Linked DNA regions of Homo sapiens: region 1 is linked to region 2. The links are chromatin contacts, found by Hi-C in ENCODE. All regions are on one chromosome and are shown on one strand. The core of a region is the stretch at or near the end of the contact, and the rest is flanking DNA. Distances in the headings are between cores, read along the strand shown. Region 1 overlaps LOC105374511 (a long non-coding RNA gene). Region 2 overlaps LOC105374511 (a long non-coding RNA gene).

What was found. Hi-C counts contacts between places; a loop is a spot of excess contacts on that map. Pooled maps may share reads with other maps.
Region 1: a map of OCI-LY7 shows a loop between it and region 2 (2.6-fold over the local background). The contact joins two enhancer-like sites. A Hi-C loop is called at or near these places in 4 of 168 maps with a recorded cell type or tissue (OCI-LY7, PC-9, left ventricle myocardium superior and 1 more) and 2 of 50 pooled maps.

What each region holds. Positions count from the first base shown.
Region 1 is chr4:19,727,988-19,733,030 of GRCh38, forward strand. The region is part of intron 2 of LOC105374511 (a long non-coding RNA gene); the gene reads left to right. Among named protein-coding and RNA genes, the nearest start is that of LINC02438, 270 kb to the left of the region's middle. Within about 2 kb of position 2,097, at least 3 of the 41 ENCODE cell types and tissues checked have a DNase peak (open chromatin) inside an H3K27ac peak, as active enhancers do; they include OCI-LY7, where a contact is called at or near this core.
Region 2 is chr4:19,673,897-19,679,239 of GRCh38, forward strand. All of the region lies in intron 2 of LOC105374511 (a long non-coding RNA gene), which reads left to right. Among named protein-coding and RNA genes, the nearest start is that of LINC02438, 220 kb to the left of the region's middle. Within about 2 kb of position 1,700, at least 2 of the 41 ENCODE cell types and tissues checked have a DNase peak (open chromatin) inside an H3K27ac peak, as active enhancers do; they include OCI-LY7, where a contact is called at or near this core.

The sequences.
Region 1 (5,043 bases), core at 847-3,346, 54 kb after region 2:
CAGGAATTGACTTCCAAATAGAGAAAGAGCTAGGTATACATAGCTTGTAAGCCAATGAGGAAGGAGAATAAGAAAACCACCTAACATCATCTGAAGTGTATGATATGTAAATATCACAGGAGAGAAGTTAAAAGGTATTATTCATGAATACTGAACACACACATATTATGAAAACATTTCTTGCAAAAAAAGAATCACTGAGCACAGAGATTAATCTCTTCTGGAAAACATTGGAAACCCAGTTGCCTGAACCAATTAAAATTGAATTGACCACAGTAACATTTTACATCAGCTAACAAACAGGGCTCAGGTAGGAAGAAGTATCCAATGGATTATTTCCCTACTCAAATATCAATGTTTTTGTGAAATGAATCTGCAGAGAATAAAACATTACAATCTCAAATATAATCTACTCATTTATTTTAAGTAAAAGATTGTTTCCTTCACCCTCTCCATATGGGAAAATATCATGTGAACATAAACAGAGAAGGGTAGTAATTACAGAAAGAAGTGTTTGTAACAAAACAGAGCAGGAGAAAATTCAGTGTCTGAATAGACTTTCAAGTAATGGGTAGAAGGAGAACATAGTTGGGTTAGATGACTGGTGAAAAATGAAATTTAGAAGCTAAATATATGTCCCTGAATTCACTCCATTCATCCAGGAAATCTCATATTATAAAGTCAAGATAAAAAACAAATTAAAGAAATAAACATCTCCCATTTAATTTTATCAATACAAGCATCAAATCTGGCAATAGTTATTGGGAAGCTAGGAACACTCGATTAGAATATCTGCATTGATCATTATAATCAATGATGGCTTCACTACCCAGCCCTATGTTACTAAAGGTAGAAAAATGCCCAAGGAAAATCTCAGTTCTTTAAACAGCAAGAGTCAGAAGTATTTATGGTATCATTCTTCTTGTCTAATATATGTGGTGAGCTACCCAGAAGTCGGAGTGAAAAATATTTCAGGAAATTTGATTCCCTAAGTACTCTGACCAATCTCACAGCTCACATCTATCTATGTTTGTTTAAAGCCAGCCCTGATCTTCACTTTGCTAAAAATCAGTTGAATGTTAATCTACTGAAGAAAGAAATCATGAGAGAACTTGAGCAGAAAGTTCTAAATTCCATAAACATGATGGCTAATACCTTCAGATTCTACTTTTGAAGAAACTTCTGTAAATGTTTGGGCTCCACCTTTTTCTCTGTTGCCACCATAATGCAGGTTAAATAAAAAGCAAGTAAAAGCAAAAGGGTAAATAAATTTAAATAATAAAAATACAAGTATAGGCCGGGCATGGTGGCTCACGCCTGTAATCCCAGCACTTTGGGAGACCGAGGCAGGCAGATCACGAGGTCAAGAGATGGAGACCATCCTGGCCAACATGGTGAAAACCTGTCTCTACTAAAATTACAAAGATTAGGTGGGCATGGTGGTACCAGCTGTAGTCCCAGCTACTTGGGAGGCTGAGGCAGGAGAATGGCTTGGACCCGGGGGGCAGAGGTTGCAGTGAGCCGAGATTGTGCCACTGCATGCCAGACTGGTGACAGACTGAGACTCCATCTCAAAAAAATGAAATAAAATAAAAATAAAAATAAAATAGGATAAAAAAGTATAGTAGGTTGCCGCTTCATGCAACCTAAAATTACAAGTGGAATGGCATCACCTTTACTACTTTGGATATATGTTATTTTTCTACATTTTGAAGGCAATCATGCATTGCAGCGCACTATCCTGAGAAAAAGTATATTGATAATCTATTGGTTTCAGGCATAGTGTTTCAATGCAAAGTATAAATAGTGTATAAAGCAGATCTAGGATGAAAGAGGAGATAAGTGGATGTAGTCTGTAGTCTATGGTGTTAGATAAGGATAAAAAGTGCTTATCCTAGTTCCTGTGAGAGAAAAGCAACGGGAAAAAAGGGCTGTCATTAGTCATCAACTGAAACTCAATCTTAAAAGTTTGGCCTTTCCAAAAATCTGATTTGCTATTTCCCATAGTGATATGAGGTTTGAAAATGAGATGATTTTGCCTGGAGAGGAAGTGGGTGTGGGTTTTGTGGCTTCCAGACAGCGGAAGCAAAAATCATTGTGTCTCAAGCCAGGGTCATGTTTTCCCAGGCTTGGGGATGTTGATGGGACTTAGGCAAAGGCAAGAAGACAACCTGGTCGCTGGCCTTTTATTTTTCCTCCCTCATGTCAGCCGCAAGCAATTTGGTATGAAGAAAGACAGAAAGAAAAGTAAACGAGACCCATCTTTTAACCTCTCAAAGCCGGGTTCAAGATGTCATAAATGCAGCTGCCAGAAATAAAGAGAAAGGAAGTGTATCAGAGTCTAAGAAAAGCAGAAGAGGAAGAGAGGCTTTGAAAAGCCACCATAGTAATCAGTAATCTGTTTGACATCTGGCAAAGAGATACATCTGCAGGGGGCAACTGGGATGAGTAATTGAACTTTGATTTTTACATTTTCACTGAATGTCTATGTTTAGCACCTAAATTTTAAACACAGAACGATTTTTGGAAATACGCTCTTCTCTGAGAGGTTGTTTCATGGGATACAGGAAACATCTGGAGTTAGATCAAGTAAGTTTCATGGCTGCCCAGACAACTGGTGTGTTTGTACTGTTTTGTTATGGTCCTATAATGGGTAGTTACAATTCATTTGAGGGTCCTCCTAAATGTATATGGCTATGCCAGCATTTCTCAGAATCCAGCCAGAAACAAGACAAAAGCTACCTCAAAACACATGTCAGACAAGGGAATAGAACCTAAATTGAGCACCTGCAATAGAGGACTAAATTATTTAAAGTTAAAGGACACCTTCCATGTATTAGAATTACTAAAGAACAAGAAATAATTTGTTTCAATATATCTTATGATACTATGAGTAATACTTCTGTAGATTGAACTTAGTCTATTTTCTTATTCCCTAGCTTCAGATAACCTACAACAAATTGAATCAGAAGTCAAGATAATTTGCCTAAATTGCCTTAAAATGATCCTTTTAAGGTCCTTATTTTAATCCTGTATGAGGCAAATTTGCTGGTTTGTAATTAGGTCCCCCAATTTTGTTTGACAATAAACCCAGAAGTGTATGCAAGGGTAGAAATGAGGTAACAATGGAAATAACAAATATTTATTAAGTACATATTTTAATAATGGTTACATTGGCATTATAGATTAGGAGCCTTAAAATAACTCATATCCCTTTGCTTAGTTTGTCCAAAATGAATTATACACAAAGTTATTTGTCACAACATTACTAATAACAAAGAAAAACTATAGTCATCTTAAATATCCCAATAGAAATTGTTCAAATCATTTTTAGGATTGATATGATGAAATGTTACATAGCTAATATAAATTATATCTTCAGAAACTAGGTAAAATAAACAGAATACTTATAATGTTAACAATAATTTCCCTTCAGGGGGATATAAAACTGTGTATAAAATAATTTTGATATTGTATGTGTGAATACATATGTGGAGGGGAGCTATGTTTACAAAAGCAGGAAGATTCTTCTCATAGAATGTTACCAGTATAGGGTCTTTTTAATATAGCCTGGTGGATGTAATGAGTAATGAGAGGGGCTATGGCAAAGAAAGGAGACATTTATGGATGGACAAAGAAGAAGGAAATAAATCTTTTCAGGAGAATATAACTCAGGAATAAATAGACAGATTCGTTTATGCAGCATAAAATTTGCAAAAACCTACAGATAAAAAAATGTTGTGTGTTTAAGTGCAACAAATTCCAACCAGACATTCAGATTCATACTAGTTAGCTAGGGTATTTGAATAAGAAGAGATTCATTAAGAGAACTCAAAATTTGCATTAATTAGGAAGCATTTTTTATTATTTGGTTTATTGTAAATAACAATATAGAAATAACAGGAGCAAAAATGCTAATAGCTAAACTTCCAACAGGTGAGGCCAAGTCTCAGTGTAAGTGCTTTGAATGAATTAACTTATTTAAACCTTAAAGCAACCATATGATTGTACAGAAAAGTAAATGGATAACTCTCAGTTAAAAATGCATTGATCCAGTACCATGCTGTTTTGGTTACTGTAGCCTTGTAGTATAGTTTGAAGTCAGGTAGCATGATACCTCCAGCTTTGTTCTTTTGGCTTAGAATTGACTTGGCATTGTGGGCTCTTTTTTGGTTCCATATGAACTTTAAAGTAGTTTTTTCCAATTCTGTAAAGAAAGTCATTGGTAGCTTGATGGGTATGGCATTGAATCTATAAATTACCTTAGGCAGTATGGCCATTTTCACGATATTGATTCTTCCTACCCATGAGCATGGAATGTTCTTCCATTTGTTTGTATCCTCTTTTATTTCATTGAGCAGTGGTCTGTAGTTCTCCTTGAAGAGGTCCTTCACGTCCCTTGTAAGTTGGATTCCTAGGTATTTTATTCTCTTTGAAGCAATTGTGAATGGGAGTTCAGTCATGATTTGGCTCTCTGTTTGTCTGCTATTGGTGTATAAGAATGCTTGTGATTTTTGTACATTGATTTTGTATCCTGAGACTTTGCTGAAATTGCCTATCAGCTTAAGGAGATTTTGGGCTGAGATGATGGGGTTTCTTAGATATACAATCATGTCATCTGCAAACAGGGACAATTTGACTTCCTCTTTTCCTAATTGAATACCCTTTATTTCCTTCTCCTGCCTGATTGCCCTGGCCAGAACTTCCAACACTGTGTTGAATAGGAGTGGTGAGAGAGGGCATCCCTGTCTTGTGCCAGTTTTCAAAGGGAATGCTTCCAGTTTTTGCCCATTCAGTATGATATTGGCTGTGGGTTTGTCATATATAGCTCTTATTATTTAACAGAGATATAGACCAATGGAACAGAACACAGCTGTCAGAAATAATACCACACATCTACAACCATCTGATCTTTGACAAACCTGACAAAAACAAGAAATGGGGAAACAATTCCCTATTTAATAGATGGTGCTGGGAAAACTGGCTAGCCATATGTAGAAACCTGAAACTGGATCCCTTCCTTACACCTTATACAAAAATTAA
Region 2 (5,343 bases), core at 450-2,949:
ATTAGTCAGATTGTGTCTCCCAAAATATTATTTTTAATAAGAAAAGTAAAATGACAAGCATTCAACTCTCAGTCAGTCTCTTGGGCTGAGGCAGAACAGAGCCTGAATCTCTCTTGTGTTAAGTGAGGTTTGATGAGAACATCTCTGAGGTCCATCAACAAAGAAGAAAAAATGAATGGTATTTTCTAGGTTATCATGCAGAGTTTTTATAGTTTTAGGTTTTTCATTTAAGTCTTTACTTCATCCTGAATTGATTTTTGTATCACTCTAAGGAAAGGTCCAGTTTCAATCTTCTGCATATGGCTAGCCAGTTATTCCAGCATCATTTGTTGAATAAGGAGTCCTTTCCCAATTGTTTGTTTTTGTCAGCTTCCTCGGAGATCAAATTGTCATAGGGAACATTTATACGCTACTGGTGAAAATGTGAATTAGGTCAGCCATTGTGAAAAGCAGTTCGGTTATTTTATTTTATTTATTTTATTTTATTTTATTTTGAGATGGAGTCTCACTCTGTCATCAGGCTGGAGTGCAGTGGCGTGATCTTGACTCACTGCACCCTTTGCCTCCCAGGTTCAAGCGATTCTCCTGCCTCAGCCTCCGGAGTTGCCAGGATTACCAGCACATGCCACCACACCCAGCTAATTTTTGTATTTTTAGTGGAGATGGGGTTTCAACATGTTGGCCAGGATGGTCTCTATTTCCTGACCTCATGATCTGCCCACCTCAGCCTCCCAAAGTGCCGGCTGCATTACAGGCTTGAGCCACCACGCCCAGCTGCAATTTGGTCATTTTTCAAATAAATTAAGACAGATTTACCATTTGACCCAGCAACCCTATTAATGGGTATATACCCAAAGGAATATAAAATCACGCTACCATAAAGACACATACACACATATGTTCATTGCAGCACTATTCACAATAGCAAATACATGAAATCAACCTGAATGCCCATCAATACTAGACTAGATAAAGAAAATGTGGTACATATATACTATGGGATACTATATAACCATAAGAAAGAATGAGATCATGTTGTTTTGCAGCAACTTGGATAAAGCTGGAAGCCATCATCCTAAGTGAACTGACATAGGAACAGAAGACAAAACACCATATGTTGTCACCTGTAAGTAGTAGCTAAACATTGAGAATACATGGACACAGGAAAGGGAAAAAACAGACACTGGAACCTACTTGAAGGTCGATGGAGGGAGGAGAGAGAGGATCAAAAAACTACCTATTGGGGGCCGGGCGTGGTGGCTCAAGCCTGTAATCCCAGCACTTTTGGAGGCCGAAGACAAGAAATGCCATTTCTTTTATTTATTTATTTATTTTATTCCTAAAGATCCGTAAAACCTAGTTGTGGAACTATGAAGGTCATGGCTTCCTGTGATATCAGGGTTACTTTGGGATGGGGATAGTAATGGTAGGTTTGTGGTCTGTGACACTGTGTCATCAAGAGAGACAACAGGAGGTACTGGGTAAAATCATTGACTTTGCAGAACACTGCTTGGGCTTGGGCTTGGGTCCTGGTTCCTGTGTAACCTTTGGCAAATGCATTTGTTATCTATTGCTATGTAACAAATTATCCTGAAGTTGGCAGCTTAAAACAACAAACATTTATCACACATCACATCTGAAAGTGAGGAATCTAGGAGAGGCTTAGCTAGCTGGTTTTGGCTCAGGATCAGGCCTGAGAATCCAAGCTAACTGCTGTGGCTGTTGGCAGGAGGTTTCAGTTCCTCACTGCGTAGTTGTTTTTGTAGAGCTGCTTACAGACATAGTAGCTGGCTTTTTCTGCTGCAAGGGACCTGAGAAAGAGAGAGAAAGGCAGAGAGAAATGGAGAGAGGGTGCTCAAGATAAAAGCCATTATGTTTTTACAACTTAGTCTTAAGAAGTATGACTATCGCCTCTGCCCTATATCATTCATTAGAATTTAATTATTATGTCCAGCCCAAAATCAAGGAGAGGAATTAAGCTTGACCTCTTCAGAAGAATGTCAAAGAATCTTTGAACATACATTTAAACCACCAAAGAAAAATTATTTAACTTCTTAGTGTGTGTTTCTCTATCTTTAAAATGAAGATATCAATAGTAACTACAACATAGGGTTAGTATTAGAGTTCTCCAGAGAAACAGAACCAACAGAATGTGTTGTGTGTGTTTGTGTATACGTATATGCACAAGATTTATTATAAGGAATTGCCTTACATTATTAGAATTGCCTGAGATCGGCAATCACCAAGCTAAAAACCCAGGAGATCCAATGTGTAGTACCAGTTTGAGTTTGAAGGCCTGAGAACCAGAAAAGACAATGGTGTGAGTTCCAGTCCAAAAGTCAGCAGGCTTGAAAGTCAAGAAGAGTGGATGTTTCAATCCTAGTCAGAAGGCTGAAAAATACAAATGTCCCAGCTCAAGGCAGTTAAGCAGAAAAAAATTCCACCTCATTCAGCCTTTAGTATCCAGGTCTTGAAGTCCTGGATTAGGTCCACTCTCATGAAGGACTGCAATCTGCTTTATTCAGTCTACTGATTCAAATGTTAATCTCATCCAGAAACACCCTCACAGACACACCCAGAATAATGTTTGGTCAAATGTCTGGGCACCCTGTGGCTCAGTCAAGTTGACACATTAATTGTTATAGGGTTGTAACATAAACTTAATTACTTCATAATTGATAAATGCTTAGAACAGTGCATAATAAGGATTTGTTAAAGTTAATATTATTTTCAGATGAAATTGATATCTAGAGAAATAAAATGATTTTTTATTTAGTAATAACATATGAACTATCAGATCTGTATTTTTCTTTATATTGTCATTCTCTTTAATGTGACTTTGGGGACAGCCAGAAAACTACCATCCCCTCACTCTAAAATCAAAATACCTCCTGCATCCATCAATGGTGATATCACATGTTGACTATTTTTATGCTTTTCTGTGTTAAATATTATATTCCCCAGGTAATTTCCTTATAAAATGAAAATTTCCCTATTAAAATTTTTTCTTATAAAACTCATTACATTAATTTAATAAATAACAACAATGTTAAAGTATTTCAATAAATGAGGCTGGCAGCCTGGGAGGGAAACATAGTAGATGACGTTCACCATAGACTGTATCAACTTCATTGGGTTATTTTTTTTTTTCTTAAAAGCACTGAGATTTTCAGAGAGAGGAAGCAGAAAATAATATAGGGATACAGAGAAAGAAGATGCTGCACAAAAGTTCTTCAATTTATTTCCCCCAAATCAACTGTCTATCAGAGAATATGGGGAAACGACTGTGACATAAACTAAAGAAACACTTGCAGCTCAGCTCAGATGTTCTAACCACTGCTCTGAAGTCTTCCTCTCAGAAAAATTTGTGTTGGACCAATTAAAGGAACATGAAGGATCTACTCCAATAGCTTCCTATTGCACAGCTGTTTCTAAATGCCTTGTTTCTGGTCTCTGAAGAAGATATAATCAAGGGAATGTTCCTCCAAATACATAAAATTTCCCCAAATCCCAAAGTGCAGGTCCTTCTTGCTTTTGGCAAGCAGTAAGATGTTTCAGCTTTCAAGCTAGAATTGCCTCTTCAAGGTTTCCAGGTTATTGTGGGATTGCAGTTAAACAAAGACATGCTTTTCATGGAGAGTTTTCAATAAGACCTTCTTATTCACAAGGAAAATGAATCAACATATTAGCCTCCATTGTCTTCTCTGGCACTTTATTGAAGGAAAAAGACAATGAAATAAAATAAGGGAGAGGAAAAAGAAAATAGATCTTTGAAAACAAAGTTATCTTCTAGGTCTGAAGAGCAACATCAGAATATTCCTTTTTAAAATATTTTTAAAATGTGTCATGTCATTTGTAAAGAGCAGAGCCACATAATAAATAGAGAGCTAAGAAAAAAATTAAGTATAATGTTTGGTACATAATATGTGTTCAGAAAATGTCTGGTGAATGAAATTGTTAACCAATGAAAGACGAAGCCATGTACAGTTACCATTTGCATAAATCAGACTTTCCTTAAATCTTCTTATCATCTCAGACCCAAACTCTGCACCTGAAGTTACCTTTGAAAAACTGCTGGCCTAAATTATACTAACCTCAGAAAGGCATGATGGTGTGGCTGGCTACAATACTAGTCCTCTGTGACTTGCATATAACTAGGAGCAGGACTTCTTAAAACACAGATTGCTCGGTCACATCCTCAGAGTTCTTGATTCGTTAGGTCTGGGTGGGGCCAGATAATTCACATTTCTGATAATTTGCATTTCTAATAAGTTCTCAAGAGATACCAGTGCTGCTGGTCCAGGGAACACACTTGAAGAATCACTGTTGTAAGGGGCAAAACAATGATCTGAAAGTTCTGAGAGGTGTTTTGTTGTTATTTCTTTTACATAGAAGTTCTACTTTGGATACCTCACCCTTTAAAAATTACTTGAAAGTAATAATCTATATAAATCTACCAGATATAATTGTACAATCTTTTGCAATTAATATTTTCCATATGTCTTAACAGATTGGATTTTTATGATAACTCAAATTAGAAAGAACAGTGATTATTATAATGATATTTTAATAGGTAATAAATTAAACTTAGATGGTGTAAAAATAAATATCTTGAAGACAGTGATCATGTCTCACTTATATTAGTATCCTTGAAACTTAACAATGTAAACAAAATGTACACAGCGTTTAAGAAATATTTAATTAGTTAATTTTGCACAAGGACATTACTTGTAAGTGATTGAACCAGGGATCAAATAGTCATATGACTCCAAATTCAGTGTGCTCTGTCCAATTCTCCATAATACTCTCATAACAGAGTACTCTGGTCCCTAATTTTCCTTCCATATGTATGGAAAGGGGTAAATTGAGAGCAACATAGAATTAGCATAAAACAATAAGCTACTTAGATAAAGAAACAATGGCATCTCCATTTCCGGTTGCATAGGATGATGCCTGACACATAGGAGACACATCACCCATATTTGTGGGATTGACTTGCGTGTTTATCTTCATCCCCACCTACGTAACCGTGACTGTATGTATATGTCATCCCAGAATTGTTAGCAGGCCTCAGGCTTGGGGAATAAAGTTGAGGGAAACCACAAGCCACAGAGGAGAGCCACCTGGGTTTTGGGCTATATGGTTCTGACTTCCTCATGAGAGGGAAGCAGCCTCCTTAGACCAAAAAGCTTCGGATGGGTGACTGCCAATTCTGTTAACTGGCAGCTCCAGACTCTAACCCTTGAGCTTGCTCTGCTCTGCTTCCAAATCCTCAAATGTGTTCCAATCAAGGGAATGCTGCTGAATTGAAATGGATTTACCTATGGCTGCAAGGAAACACGG